Regions from separate parts of the Mus musculus genome. Here region 2 is linked to region 1. A link is a loop called in an ENCODE intact Hi-C map of the cell type or tissue named here. Cell type or tissue: gastrocnemius. All regions are shown on one strand.

What was found. Peaks named below come from ENCODE experiments on the same cell type or tissue, not always from the same donor. Only the 100,000 strongest peaks of a DNase experiment are listed, where the experiment ranks them.
Region 2: a loop joins it to region 1, with 3 times the contacts of the local background. A loop is called at or near these places in 7 of 42 quality-filtered maps.

Annotation. Positions count from the first base shown.
Region 1 is chr5:20,697,767-20,705,766 of GRCm38, reverse strand. Magi2 (membrane associated guanylate kinase, WW and PDZ domain containing 2) reads right to left here. Exons shown (of 23, transcript NM_001170746.1): 23 at 976-3,697. The coding sequence ends at 3,641. Among named protein-coding and RNA genes, the nearest start is that of Gm52763, 20 kb to the right of the region's middle. In gastrocnemius, CTCF peaks have their summits at 2,516, 3,432 and 4,156; DNase peaks (open chromatin) are centred at 2,550, 3,681 and 4,104; H3K4me3 peaks cover 1,957 bases; H3K27ac peaks cover 1,714 bases.
Region 2 is chr5:20,762,726-20,770,725 of GRCm38, reverse strand. Phtf2 (putative homeodomain transcription factor 2) reads left to right here. Exons shown (of 18, transcript NM_172992.3): 15 at 4,813-4,968; 16 at 6,417-6,512. Among named protein-coding and RNA genes, the nearest start is that of Gm52806, 10 kb to the left of the region's middle. In gastrocnemius, no CTCF peak of the experiment used is centred here; no DNase peak of the experiment used is centred here; H3K4me3 peaks cover 465 bases; H3K27ac peaks cover 2,491 bases.

The DNA of each region.
Region 1 (8,000 bases):
TGCTTCCATCCAAGCTTCCCTGCCTCGGCTTCGGCTGGTGTTGGTGCAAATTGGTAGGCTGGAGGCAGCTGCAGCCTGCAGGTGGCTTGTCAGAGTAGCGCTTGAGCCTTCTTGTTCACTGGTTCTTAAAAATGTAAATTAACCATGTTAACCTTAAAAACAAGACAAAACTGCACCATCTCAAATAGTGCTTGATTTCCTACTTCCTGCCCCTCTTCTCTGAAACTGATGTGTGAGCTTTTTAATATAGTAAATAGTATTGAAATGAAAGATTGGCAGGTTAGGAATTTTAGGTCTCTCATTGGTGTAATGTGGAAAAGTCCTTGCAGCACCAGTTGAGAACTGTTCTCTTGGATCACAAACTCCATGACACTCCCAGGTGCAACTTGCTCCTCTGCAAGGTAAAACCTACAATCAGCCACTGGTTTTGGATTTAAATACTGCTGCTATGTATGTTGTTGATACTGTAACTTTTTCCATAAGAGGGTTTAAGGTATCAATGTAGTAAACAGCAGAAACACACAGCCAAGTCGTGATTTAAGCAAAAGATAGTCCTAACTGGATAGTTTCAGTTTACTTGAGTTAAAAACAAACAAAACCCAAATCCTCAAACCAAAACAGTTTTTCTGTGTATTGCCAGGGCATCCAGACTCAAATCTCAAAGAAGTTCTATTTCAGTCATTAAACTTATACTTTAGACATTTCAGGGGCGGGGGGAGCAGCTTTAAAAAGCCAAGGGAGGTGACAGTGGGGCGAGGCAGGAAGTGGTGGCACCGTGCCTTTAATCCCAGTACTGGGAGGCAGAGGATCTCTGTGAGTTTGAAGCCAGCCTGGTCTACAGATTGAGTTTCTGGACAGCCAGGGCTACACAGAGAAAACATGTTTTGAAAAACAAAACAATCAAACCAAACCAAAATAATAATAATAATAATACCCCTATTCCTTACTAAATTAAAATTAACACACAGTTTATATAGCTGGAAAAAGAAAAGATTTTTGGATATATATTTTATTTGACAGTGTTTTAGAATATCATACAGTAAACAAGATTTCTGTAAAAGTTAATTTATCCATAGTGGTGCGTTTCATAAAAATAGTTGCTCACTTACAGTCTTTCTGTGACTATTAATACATGGAATTATATTTATAGAGATACAGCTGTACAGGGTAAATTCACAGCTAACACTACACAGAAATATTATTTGGAATGAGATTTAGATGATGTGCTGTCTTCACGGGTTATGGATTACAGCCGCATAAAGCAATTGCTGCACGGGTAGTAGCTGTGAAGTGTGCAAATTAGAGTTTATGCAAGGGTGATCTCCACGGTTGTCCTTCTGAAGCCTATGGAACGTAAAGGTCAGAGGACACAGTACCAGGACGTACGTGCAGCTACACTACAGAGCATGGTCCAAACCCAGAGTCAATAAATTAATGGCAAACTATACTGGATTTCTAGTCCAGGGGAAAAAGACAAATTGAGATTAAACCGAAAGTATAAACCGCTACACGTGTTTGTGCTTTGTTTATGATGAATGTGTTTCATTTTGGAAATTACTTTTACAAGCTGCAATACCCTTCACTTGAGGCTTCTGACCATATTTGCTTGTGGAACAACTATCTTTATGTACGATGGAAATTAAACTAGGTAGTGTCCAGAGAGTGGGAAGACTCATTGAGACAGCAGTTACATGTGACCTGGCGTGATGGACCCGGCTTCCCTCTTACTCAACAAGTACTTGTGTAAGGAGCAGAATATCTGAAGAGTTGAAGCCTCAGTTATACAAAACATATTCATGACAAAATGCCTTCAGACATTTTGTCTTTAAATATGTGCAGCTACAATAAATACCAATGGATAGCTGACTAATGTTAACGTTTGACAGTTTTTACTGCAGGGACAATCGCTGACCTGCGATGGTAACCCGGGGACATAAAGGTGCATCTATAGATTGTTAGTGTAACAAAAAGCATTAGCAAATTGGAGGCGAAAAGCTACAGGTGGAAACAAAAAGGAGATCAAATAAGGAAAGCAGAAAGGAATGCCAAAGGACTTATGTTCTTTAATGAAAATAAATTAGTTATCATAATGCTTTCAATATTAGAGATTCTAATTTGAGAAATATAGGACAAATACTTTGTCAAAGTGCAAATGAAGAGCTTTAAAATAAGACAATCAAATAGGTAAAATAGAAGATTGCTAACAGAGCAGCTACGTATCTCTGAGTGCCTGGGATGACAGGAAGCCTTTTCAGGAAGGAACTGCAGCGTTGTCAATCTCGATTAAACAGATTATGGTCTTTTGATTATCAAACTCATTATTTTAGAGGCAACCAATTAGGATCTACGAGCTAACCTGCAAAATTCTGACTTACGGCAAACTGCTCCCTAGGATACAATTTTTAAAACCTTTTTTCCCTACTACTGAAAATGTACAGAAATGTGACTTGACCACAGAAATGGCAGTAAAAAAGGCATCACACCAATGAATTCACTAGGTTTCTAACTCATCCTGCAGTAGGCAGGGGACGCTGCTGCTAATACCGTTGGTGGATGCTGAAGGGGGAGCCATGGAAACGTAGCATGGGAGAACAGTTCTGGATGTTTCAAAGAAACCCTTTATCCCCTGTCTAGATATGTCAAGAACGATTTATTTACAACACTTTAGATCAATTAAAAGATATAATCTTGTCTCAGTTTCCGCTTGCTCCGTGCAGTTTGATTTTTTTTTAAGGCGATATTCCAGTTTGTGATTGCTCTGAACTTGTCCAGTTTCTTGATATAAAGTTTGGATGACATCCAAATCCTTCATGCAGTGGGGGGAACTTTTTTCTTTTTCTCTTTTTGAATCTAAAGCTACACTGCACTGTCTCTCTGTGATGTTTGCGTGATTTTGGTTCTTCCGTAGCTGCCAAAGCTCCCACCATGGAACCGGGGGCTTTAGGATCAGTTTAGGTCTGCCTGCGCGCACACCGTGCCGTGCCGCCTACGCGCGTCGCACGCCGGCGCTCCCGGGCTTCGGCGCCTCGTATAGATCTATGCGTGTGACAGTGGAAATAAATTAAAACGCCGTGAGACGGAACCCAGGAAGATCGGCCTGCGTGGAGGCGGGCGGGGGCCCCTCGCCTTGGGGCTCATCTGCCCGCGGCCGAGGCGCCAGGCTGCAGGGCGCCCGGCAGCTTGTCGGAGCCCGGCACCTTCCAGGGCCCCGGCGCCATCGTCGCCTTGCGCGCTGGGCCGCCCCCCGTGGGCCGCGCTGCGGGTCGGGCCCCCGAGCGCACACCCACCTTGGCCTCGGCCTCCCGCGCGCCCGCGGCCCCGAGGCCCTCACGCCGGCCGCGCAGCGCCTCCTTCCCGTCGGCCGCCTCCGAGGCGGGCCTGCCGGCCTCGGGCCGCCCCTGGCCGCCGGGCACCTCCTCCAGCCTGGGCCGCGCACTGCGCTGCGGGCTCGCCGAGCGCTCCCTCTGCTCCCCCAGGCGCTGCTTCTTCTGGCCGCCGGCCGAAAGCTCCTTTGGTTTCCTAACGTCGTGTTCCCTTTGGATATCCCAAGTTGGGTCTGGGCCTATCTGGTGGGAAGGGTCGGAGGGTGGGGCTGGATGTGATGGAGAGAATGGAGAGAGGATGTCTTCGAGGGAGACGCCTACTTCCGGCAGGCCTGGGGCGGCGGCAGCGGCAGCACTCCAGGCGTGGGGTTCGTCTGTGGACAGGAAGCACAGGCGTTAGGGCGCGCCGCGTCCCCGCGCTCCAGCTAACTCCCCCACCCCCATGCCGGGGACCCGGGCTGGCAGCCAGGCGGCTGCTCTCAAGGGCCCCGCCACATCCCTCAACTGCCCAGAGGGCAGCCAGCCGCACCCCGGGGTTCCGTCCCCCACCCGTCCCGGGCAGCCATCGCTCAAGAGTTCAAGGCACAGCTCGGGCCTAATCCCTTTGCCTCAGTCTGCTCTTAATTTCTGGGGTCACGCCTAGCATGGCCACTGACTTGGCAATAAATCACCGGTTCTCAGACCTCACTGTGGAAATACAAGTTGCCCAGCGACCCAGCCCAGCAGGTCCCAGCAGTATAGAGACCAGGTGCTCCTCTGTTTTTAGCAGGCCTTCTGCGATTCTTGGGATGGATCTGAGTCCTCCTCAAAGGAGTTGGGTGTGTGATTTTCTCAGCCGTTAGGTGTCGCTCAAAGCATAGTTCTCAGCAATTGCCTAATAACCTTGGGATTTGGATTGATTCATCTGAAAACTATCATTGCTTTCTTGCCCGAAAAGAAAATCATTGTCTTTGATTTTTTTTTTTTTTTTTTTTTGTAGTTTTAACATGGATGGCTCCTAGACTAAGATAAACGGGACTGATTCTAGAAAGCCTAGCTTTAAGGCCATTGAGGATTTACTCTGTTGCCTTCCAAGCAACTATGTTGACTTTCCAAAAAAGTATATATAACATAAAACAAAACACTGGCCGGAAACCAAGTAGGGGGCAGATGTGTTGGATTCAGTGAGTTAGTTATGACCACCAGCAATAACATTTCCCTGGAATTTTCTTACCCCAAGGCAAAATCAAGCAGGGAAATTCAATACAGGAACCCTTGATATTTGTGAGGAAAATGTCTCATGACCTTTGAAAAGATCTTAAGTTTTATAATTCTCAGAATGTTATTTTCTCTAAGGAATTAGTATATGAGTGGGACACAAAGAAGCCACATTTATATTGAGTTCTGGGTGGCTGTTGATTCTTTTCCACTAGTAGGTGGTAAGGTTAGTGATCTTGAGTCCGCCCAGCTCATGAATACCAGGAGCCTGCTTTGTTTTAAAGTTGAGATGTGTATATGGTACTTCTTCTGATGGTGACTTAGACGAGGACAGGAAGAGGACAGTGGAGTTGCTCTCTTCCCCAACAGTTCTGGCCACCTTTAAACTATCAGAGTAGTTGCACACACTTTGTCCTTTGCTGTGAGATCTGAATAGGTCACTCTGAGTACAGCCTTATCTTCCTTCTCTCCATAAACTGATGTCCATGAATCTTTTCAGTTTGGAAACCAAGTATCCTTGGTTACCTTCGGAATAATCTGGAATTAGTCGATGTGTTCAGTGGAAACCCCTACTGTGGGCTACAGTTAAAAATCAGACTAGCATTTGATAGAAAGCAGCAACTTGCCAGTGTAGGAAAATATGCCTGAAACAGTTAAACACGAATTCTAAAGACCTGGGGGGGTTAGTGCCCAGGACCATGGTGATGACAGTTTGCATGTTAATAGCTCGTACTCCCACCATTATATCACATATGGCCGAGGCAATGAGCTGGCCTGAAATCACTTCTGAGACACAGGGAGAGGGTAAGTAGCTTGACCAAAATTATTGAATGAGCACCCTAGAGTAACATTTGGGTTTCTTTACCCATTTTACTGAGTGAGAAAATTGTCCCAGCCTATTGACATGCAAATAAGATTAAATCAAGTGACACAGACCTTAGTGGCCATCCTGCCTAAAGGCGACCGGCCCCATCTCCCAACAGAGCACTTAGCATTTGTTCCTCAGAACCACGTAAGGTATTGAACAGGAGAGTTCTGGTCAGACCATGAGAAAGATTAACTCACACATGGAGGTAGCTGCCCTTGGCTTGGCCTGGGATCGTCTCTGAAGCCTTATTCTTTGTCCTTCTCCTCTTTCCTATCTCCAATCACTCTTTATGATAAGCTAGAAGATGGGCTTATCTACAAATGCAAGTCTTACTATAAAAAGATTTTTTTCAAGGGATTTTAATAGGCAATCAAATACTTAACTGAAGGAGAAAGGAAAAGTTTTTGTGTTCTACCCCACTGAACCCAGTGGTGCTTTAGTGTCAGCTCCAGAGGATACCTCTGTGTATTCACCTTCATATACCACGGCTGAGTATTTCCATAAACAGGCTGGACTCAGAGCTTTATGCCACCTAGCCTCCTGTTCTCCGACCTCATCAGGGATTTAGTCTTAGGAGTTTTTCTTCGCCATAGCATTTCCTGGGTGTTCTCTTACTTGTAAAGCTCTATGGAAAGTGTTCCTGTTGAGCTCCGTCCTCCCCAGTGGCTCTACCCCAGTCCCTCCATCTGCCTTCTTGATATCTCTCCTTGAAAAGTGCACTGTCACCTTCCGATGTCTCAACTAAACACCAGGAACCTTCCCTCCAAGCTACTCTCCATGCCTCCTCGGTGTCTCTCCTTGATGGATGGTATTGTCATCACATGGTGTCACCCTAGGTCCCCGACTTTCTTGAATCTCACAAATACAAGGCATCGGTTTAGTTCTGGCTTCAGACATGCATAGGCTCTATGCACATACACTTGACATAGCTAAGGTAGGAGCGAGACTATAAAAGTTCTAAATTCTAAAACCAATTTAAGCACTGTTCAGAGAAGTATAGAAATGGTGAGCTACTACCTGTCTGTACAAGGGATTGCTTGGCATAAGGCAGCCACCAGGTGGAGGGACATTGTTTTAGATGGAGGAGCTGCAGAAATCACTGTCACCTGAGCTGCTGCCATAAGCCCCTCTTTGCTTCCATGCTTGAGTTCCGCCAGAGGGCCTCCACATAACAGAATCTTTGATAAACAAGTTCTCGCCTAAACCTTCAGTGGGTTTTCACTGCTTTTAGATAGAAACTCATCATGATTCGCTGGTCTACAAGAGCCTGCTGCAGGATCTGGGTCCTGACAGTCTCACCAGCTTTGTCTCCACTCACCCCCTGCTCTTTCACCCAAGTTGTTCTCTGCTCAGTTCTTCAGTTACAGGGATCTCACTCTGGGATGCTGCTGTCAGCTGCTCTGCTCACTGCTGAAGGCACTCCTAGCTGCTCACATAAGGAAGCAAGTCTCCTACACCCTTCCTGTCTCTTGAGTTTTATTCCAAAGAATTCCGATATATAGTAAGCAGGACTCTTCAATGGTATCCTGTTTTATATCCTCATAGTCACTATGAGGATATATGGAGGTCCTTATGCCTTTTTGCTATTTACTTGATTAACATCAGTCTAAAATACTAGTTGTATGCTTCACAAAGACAATGACCACACTGGTCTTGTTTATCATAGTGGACTTAAAAAAACAGGACAGTATTTGAAACAAAAAGTGAGTGCTTGATGAATATTTGACAAGTGAATGAAAATCTGTTCCAGAAATAGAAATGGAAGAAGGCCTGATACCACTTCAAGGCAGAAGATTCACATTTAAAATCTAGTCTCTCAGAAGTGAGTGTGTGTCTGTGACCTGTGTCTGTTTTTGAGAGGAAAGATGGTAGTGACTTGAGATTGTCAGAAAATAGGTCTGGAGAGGGGAGGAGAGTGATGCAGAAAGAGGGAAGGAAGCAACAGAGAGGATGATGGAAACGGATCAGGAGAGAGAGGAGCAGACAGAAGCAGAGTCAGTTCCCTTCAAGTTTTGCAGACGTCCTTTCCTCATTAATGTTGTGGATGGGCCGGGTGCTGTGTGTATGCTGATGCTAATTCCGTTCTTCTGGGAGGGGATGGGGACAAGGAGTGAGTCTTACTCAGGTGACTTCCTGTGAACCAATCCCTAATGAATAAAGGAGCCAATCACTGGGCAAGTAGGTGGGACTCCTGGGTTGGCCGAGGAAGAGAGGAAGCAGGAGAGAGTTAGGTCTTCTTTTTTTTTTTTTGGCCGGGGAGAGTATGAGGACAAGATGTAGCTATGAGTGTCTCTCGGTTTCAATGGCAGATCCATCAGGATTCACCACTGGAGGATTTAGATTTAATAAGGCTTACAAGATTAGGATTTTAGTTGCTCCACCCGGCGATTGAGTTATCGTTTCTGAACTAAGTTTGTGTTGTGTTTTCCTTCACACGGCAGCTCATCTGGGTTCAAGAGAGAAAGGTACTGCGGCAAAGTGTGGGTTTGCCAGAAGTGCACCACAAAGACCATGGGGGATTTGAAGCACGGGGTTGGTGTGGGAATGACATACCAGTGGGACCTTAGTGAGCTGAGTGGAGATGTTTCAGGAGCTCAGGGCCAGAGAGTCTT
Region 2 (8,000 bases), 65 kb before region 1:
ATTAAAAAGAATGAATTTATGAAATTCCTAGCCAAATGGATGGACCTGGAGGGCATCATCCTGAGTGAGGTAACACATTCACAAAGAAACTCACACAATATGTACTCACTGATAAGTGGATATTAGCCCCAAACCTAGGATACCCAAGATATAAGATATAATTTGCTAAACACATGAAACTCAAGAAAAATGAAGACTGAAGTGTGGACACTGTGCCCCTCCTTAGATTTGGGAACAAAACACCCATGGAAGGAGTTACAGAGACAAAGTTTGGAGCTGAGATGAAAGGATGGACCATGTAAAGACTGCCATATCCAGGGATCCACCCCATAATCAGCATCCAAACGCTGACACCATTGCATACACTAGCAAGATTTTATCGAAAGGACCCAGATGTAGCTGTCTCTTGTGAGACCATGCCGGGGCCTAGCAAACACAGAAGTGGATGCTCACAGTCAGCTAATGGATGGATCACAGGGCTCCCAATGGAGGAGCTAGAGAAAGTAGCCAAGGAGCTAAAGGGATCTGCAACCCTATAGGTGGAACAACATTATGAACTAACCAGTACCCCGGAGCTCTTGACTCTAGCTGCATATATATCAAAAGATGGCCTAGTCGGCCATCACTGGAAAGAGAGGCCCATTGGACTTGCAAACTTTATATGCCCCAGTACAGGGGAACACCAGGGCCAAAAAGGGGGAGTGGGTGGGCAGGGGAGTGGGGGTTGGTGGATATGGGGGACTTTTGGTATAGCATTGGAAATGTAAATGAGCTAAATACCTAATAAAAAATGGAAAAAAAAAAAAGTGGTCCTTAGCTTACGGATACAGAGCAGAAGTAAAACAACACTGCCCTGGAGGATGACTTTAACCCTGATCCAACAGAATTTACACAGATGCAAAAACATGAAGAAAAATTCGGCATGAGCCAGCAGATCAATAAACAGCAGGATTGTTTGCCAACACTGTCAGATAATAGACTAAACAGGAATCAAGTTTGTTTAAAATGATTAAAGTCAGATAGCACTGTGAGAAAAGAACACAGATTTTTACAAGAACCAGTAGTAGCTCTGAGAAATGGAAAAAACAAAAACAAACGGTTCTTGACATTTCAGTCGAAAATGAAAACAGTCAAGAGTCAAAGCACACATTTAGTGAACTGAGGCATTGAAGTAATGCTCTGTAGTCCAGGACAGATAGAGATGGGAAATGCAAAAGGACACAGAGATGTGTGTCAGCTCAGCCCTACTCTACCAGGAGTTCTAGGAAGAGAAGGGAGAACTCAGTATTTCAGAGACCATGACTCAGAATTTTTTTAGAATTAATGAAATTCTTATAATGTATGAGGACAGTTTGTAAAACTTTCCTGTGTCCTGGGCCACAAAGTAGTTACCAGCTAGACAGGGTGTAAGTTATACACGCCTGCACTTGGAAAGCTGAGGCAGAAAGGTTTTGAGTTCAAGAGGCTAGCAAGGTTGTCTCAAGAAAACAAAACACTAATACCCAGATAATATCAAATGACACATGATCTAGCTATAATATAATCAAGACAAACACAGATAGCAATAAGGAAATGTATATGTTTAGAAAATCTTTTTTTTTTAAGATTTATTTTTTATTATTATACATAAGTACACTGTAGCTGACTTCAGACACTCCAGAAGAGGGAGTCAGATCTCATTACAGGTGGTTGTGAGCCACCATGTGGTTGCTGGGATTTGAACTCAGGACCGTGCTCTTATCCTCTGAGCCATCTCGCCAGCCCCATGTTTAGAAAATCTTAAAGAACATTTATATTTAAAATTTTTTTAAAACAATATTAAGCTATTTTACTGGCACAATTGAAAATTGTGAGTTCTCAGTTACAGGTGTTACCACAACTCCCACATTTTTCTGTGGGTTCCAGGAGAACAAAATCAGATCCTCGCACGTTCAGGACGAGCGGTTTGCCTTCTCCCCAGCGCCTCCTTAGCTCTTGTCATAACATAGCCTTGAGGTCAGGCCAGAGAGAGCATGAGAAGGGGAAACTCTTAGATATAAAGTCCTGCACCAAAGTGTTACAGAGGAAAAGCCTGAAATGGCACAGTGATGGTAAGCCTGGCAGTGCACCAGCTTCAGCTTCAGAATGTCCATTAAATTAATAGTTTCATGCATGTCGGTTAATTTACAAACTTCATTTGCGCAATGAAGAGAAAATATCCAGTTACCTCAATAGATGCAGAAAACAAATTATATTAAATTTTCAGCAGACTCTAAAATATGAATTTTTATTTTTCACTTTTATTAGTATTAATCATACAAAATAATGGGTTTCACTGTGACCCTTTTCTATGACAGTGTACATGTGTACTGACCATCTTTGGTCCTCAGAGAATGGTTGGCATCACAATCACATGCAGATAAACAGGTGTTTTGGGTGGTTTTTTGTTTGTTATTTGTTTTGTTTGTGTTTTTTATTGGATATTTTATTTACATTTCAAATGTTACCCCCTTTCCTGGTTTCCCCTCTGGAAAGCCCCTGTCCCATCCCCCCTCCCCCTGCTTCTATGAGTGTTCTCCCCCTCCTGTCCACCCACTCTTGCCTCACCAACCCTAGCATTCCCCTACACTGGGGCATCGAGCCTTCACAGGACCAAGGGCCTCTCCTCCCATTGATGCCACACAAGGCCATCCTCTGCTACATGTGCAGCTGGAGCCATGGGTCCCTCCTTGTGAACTCTTTGGTTGGTGGTTTACTCCCTGGGAGCTCTGGGAGGTCTGGTTGGTTGATATTGTTGTTCTTCCTACAGTGTTGCAAACCCCTTCGGCTCCTTCAGCCCTTCCACTAACTCCTCCATTGAGGTCCCCATGCTCAATCTGATGGTTGGCTGCAAGCATCCACATCTGTATTTGTCAGGCTCTGGCAGAGCCTCTCAGGAGACAGCTATATCAGGCCCCTATCAGCAAGCGCTTTTTGGCATCCACAATAGTGTCTGGGTTTGGTGTCTGCAGATAGGTTGGACCCCCAGGTGGGGCAGTTTCTGGATGGCCTTTCCTTCAGTCTCTGCTCCACACTTTGTCCCTGTATTTCCTTCAGACAGGAACAATTCTGGGTTAAAAATTTGGAGATGGGTGGGTGACACCCCCCCCCCCCCCCACACACACACACACCTTTTCTGTTTGTTTAAGTTTGGTAAGCTTTTTGGAGTTGATAAGGAAGCACAGAGGCAAGAACAGTCCAGAGCTTTGAGGGACAAGTTACCTGACAAGAGATTAGAATTACTTCTAAGATACAGGAAGACTATGCCATTAATAGAGAAGTGGAATGTCCAATGGATGAAGTAGAGTTCTGCAAATCCATGCAAGATACATGATATAGCGTTGTCATGTATCAAGGCTTATGGGATAGGGAAGTGAAACGATACAGAAGTAAACGAAAGTATTTCATCCTTGAGAATAAATTCTAGATAGAAAAAAGATTGAAATATAAGCAACAATTTTAAGTTCAGTCACAAATAAAAAGTCTGGGCTGCAGAGGGCACCATCCGTGACAAAACAGGATCTGGGAAAACCCTGGCCAACCATGTTGACATCAGTGGGAATGTTACAAGTCTATCTTCACAAGGCAGTAAGAAAAGCATCCTAACCGGGAAAAGTTATAAAATATAAAAAGATATCTCAGAGAGAAACACAGTGGCTACCAGGAGTGTGGAGCATTCTTTTCTTCCCCCAAGTTCAGGGCAAGTTAAGATGAAGGTAATGAGCGTGTAGGGTACATGTTATACCCACAGGGTGGCAAATGTTAAAGACTTGGGTGGGTATAAACAAAACTGAGTGCAGACAGAATTGGAGACATGGCTGAGTATACAGTGATTCCACTGTGTGGAGATAAATAAGTTCCATCCAACAAAGTTGAGGAAGTGCTACCTATGAGCTAGTAGTCGTTTCCTACAGATTAGTACCTAAAGGAAGCCTTGCATATGTGGACAAGGATACACAGAGCTGCTGATAAAGACACTGACAACTTGAATGGTACTTTTTGGAGCAGACCAAATTAATTATACGTGTTAAAATGAACTAATTTAAATTTGAATGCTTCAGTATTGGTAAGTCTTAGAAACAAGGTTCAGTGGAATAAAAAGAAGCAGGAACTGGCAGTGTGGCCTAGTGGGCAGGGGTTCCCAAACCAACATGGTGGATGGAGGGAGCTGAGTCCTGGTCATTACACATGCATGCACTGTGACATGTGTACATGGCTCCTTCCCTCCCTCTGGGAGAATTAACAAATGAATATGAGAAAGAAAGTAATTTGGATATGATGTTGGGTACTGTGATAGCACTGACTGTCCAGATATAGATAAAATAACATATTTAAAGATGACTGTTGAAGGTTGATGACCTGGCACCATGACAGAGTGGCAGAACTTCGTAGCCTACAGAAAGCTCTGGGTGTGCTGTGTCCTCAGTACTAGGAAAGGAGAAATAAAACCACAGGATGAATAAAATTTTCTAAATTATTAAGAGCCTGAATGGAAAAGATTAAACACAAAATTTACCTTGGGGTAGAGTGGAGGGTTAGTTCAGAAATCAAGGACAAAAATATCTCAAGGTTTTAACTGAATTTGAAATTTTTTTTAATATCTGAAGTACATACTGTAAAATTAAGATTCAACAAAACTTATAGAACCCATAGCTGTTGGTTATATTAGTCTTCATACTTCTGATGTGCATAAATATTTCATGATAAATTTGTTTTTAAAACAGCACTACATTTGAAATAAACTAAACTGCGCACACTGCTGCTTCACCCAGTGTTTCTCTGCCTCCCTCCCAGCTGCTCCACGTGCACGAGATCTTCCTTGACTGTCACTATAACTGGGAGCTGGTGATCTGGTGCATCTCCTTAACGCTGTTCCTCCTGAGGTTCGTTACTCTTGGATCAGAAACCAGCAAGAAATACAGCAATACCTCAATCCTACTTACGGAACAGGTGGGTTCACCGTCAGTCAGTCTCCAGTCTGGGGGACAGCTTGCCAGCTGTGGGCTCTCCTTCTGCCATGTGTATTTTGGGATACAACTCAGGTCACCAGCCTTGGCATGAACATATTTCCCCATTTAGCCATCTGACAGCCCATGTATATACTATCTTGAAACAGTTTTGCTTATCTTATATTTTTCAGGAGCATGGTTTTTATTTGATTATGGTCATTTGTGCTATGAAGCTAAACTTAAATTTTGATAGTACACAGCCATTTTTCAGTGTTTCTGCCTGATCAGATTTCAAATGTAATCTGCTGTTCTTATGTTCTATTTTCATTTGGCAGGAAGGAAGTAGTATTATAAAAATGATAGATTTTAAAACATTAGTGGGACACGATGGCTTTGCAGTGTAACAACCACATTAGAATACGTTTAAATTTTTATTCAACAGAATAAAGCATAGTAATTTTGATAATTGATTTTATTTTATATGAGTTTGCTAAATATTTCCTCTTGCAATTTCATAAGACTTGTACAAAAGAAATGTTTGCTAATGAGCCTGTTGGAATGTTTTAGTTAGGGAGAGCTTGTATTTTAAATAGTCAGTATTCTTGATTAGGTGAAGAGGAGAGTGACCACTAGAGATAATCATCTCTGACATCACTGGGTCTCTTGCAGACAGACAGACAGATGACCACCTCCCTCAAATTGATTGTGAGGCTGATGCTTCTCAGCCTGCCTTCTGCACCTCCTGTCCAGTTTGCCCTGTATCTCACTACCCCGTGTTGGTTTACATGTGGTTTGGGTTTGCTTCATATGACTTCTGCCCTTGACATTAGAAGCTGTCCAGTTCATAGCACCTAGAACTTCTGTACATTGTTAGTCCCACCAGTCCATATGTTGACTGTTGGTTTGGTTGGAGTTGTGGTGTATCAGATGGGTAAGGATAGTGTGATAGAGGCTTGGAGTTAGAGCCTTTTCACAGACAGGGACTGAACTGGGCAGGTACTCCAAAAGTATCTATTAGGGAGTAGATAAGAAAGGTATGTAAATATTTTTTATCACTTTCATAATAAAAAAATCATGGGCCAATTTGGTGAGTTTATTCTGTTGCTATTCATTCTCTAAATTGATCTGGCCCTGAGAATACAATGTTTACCTTTTTAAGTTTTAAGTTCTCTTATTGTAAAATAAGTTTATTTTAAGATTTGGGATGTATAATAATGGTTAAATATTATAATCATTTATAACATTAACTCAGAGATCCACTATTAATATTTTGCTCACCGTCTTTCAGATCTTTTTAAGAATGTGCATTTGAGATCTGGGGATATAACTCATTGGTAAAATGATTGTGTAGCATTCATGAGGCCCTGAGTTTAGTCCCCAACATTGTAAAAGAGAAATATATGTTGCCATCTTAAATGATTTTGCCTATGGGGCTTTTTTATATAAAAGATAAACCTCTACTTGAAAATGGAGAAGAAACCTAACAAAAAGGAGGAGCTGACCCTTGTGAATAATGTGTTAAAGCTGGCTACGAAACTGCTGAAGGTGAGACCTGTGGAGGGTGCGCTGCCCTGCCTGCCCTGCCTGTGCACGGTGTGCTGCGCTGCACTACACTGCCATGAACCCTATTCTCTGTCTGCCTTCTGCCTGCCTAAGTGGCTTCCAAATGACATTCGAGCACATGTGCACAGGTTTTTTGTTTGTTTTGTTGTCATTGCTTAAGTAGCCCAAATAATTGATTTGAAAAGTATGTGAAAACTTTTACTATACTATAGATATGGATTCGTGTGTGTGTGTGTGTGTGTGTGTGTGTTTAATCTATTTCATCTAGAATATTAGGAACCATTTCACAAAAGAAGGCTAGACATTAACTCAGAAGTTCTTTTTATTTTATGTTTCATAAAGCAGTCTTCTGTGTGACCCATGTTAGCTTAAAAATCAATAATAAAACTAAACCTTATTTTTAAAGGAAGAAAATCAGTGATAGACATAGATATATATACAGGTCATCAGTATTTAATTTGAAAATTATTTTTGATAAATTAAAGACTATAGTCTTGTGTTTGATGTCATAATATCCTTGGGATTGAGTTTTTTTATTATTATTAATTTTGTAACAGGATCTTAACTTTGTAGCTCTGATTTGCTCAGTATTAACTGTGTTTCCCAAGGTGACTTCAAACTTGTGGCAACGTCCTGCCTCAGCCTCCCGAGTGCTGGGGTAGAGTATGCCACCATGCCTTGCTCTTGGGATAATGAAATGGGACTTTTCGCCATTGCTTTATGGTATTGCTTTTTTTGTTGTTGTTGTTAAAACAAAAATATATTTAAGAATCTCAATTTCTATAACTAATAGAGCATACTACTTAAGAGTTTTAAATTTTTAGAGAATGGTATGAAATTAGTTGTGACCCAGTAATAGGGTTATTCCACTGTCAACTAAAATATTGATTGGTTGTAGACTGTACCTCACAGGAAATTGGACATCAAAAAGGTTCAGAGGAGGCAAGAAAGGGATAATTATTAATTGCTTTCTTTTAAAAGTTTTTCTTTCAAAAGTCTTATTACAACAGGTGTTAGAGAAGAGAAAGAACACAGACACATCTTTCCCCTATTTTTTTTTTCCAAAAAGATGCCATGAGTTGATGGTTTTCTGTTTGCTTAATCTTTTGTATTGGGTATCTTCAGGTATTGGTCTGGCTGACAGCAGGAACTATTAAACTGTAAAGCAGAGACAGTCACAATGCTTGATCTGCTTCGGTCCAATCCAGAGCTTGGCGTTAATGTGACTTGGACTCTCCCTCTCACTTTCCACGGCCCAGAAACTCACAAGGCCATGATTCCAAGGCCATGTACTCTGTAGCCCACCCCCTTTCCCTGTTAGTACTGGCCTCCATGAGACCCCGTCTCTTCCTTGAGAATCTGGCACACAGAACTTCTTGCTTCTGGAGTTACTGCTCTTTATCTTCCAGCCCAGAGACCCTTTTCCACTTAACACTGCCATGCTGTACCCGCTCAAGATCTTCTAGTGTC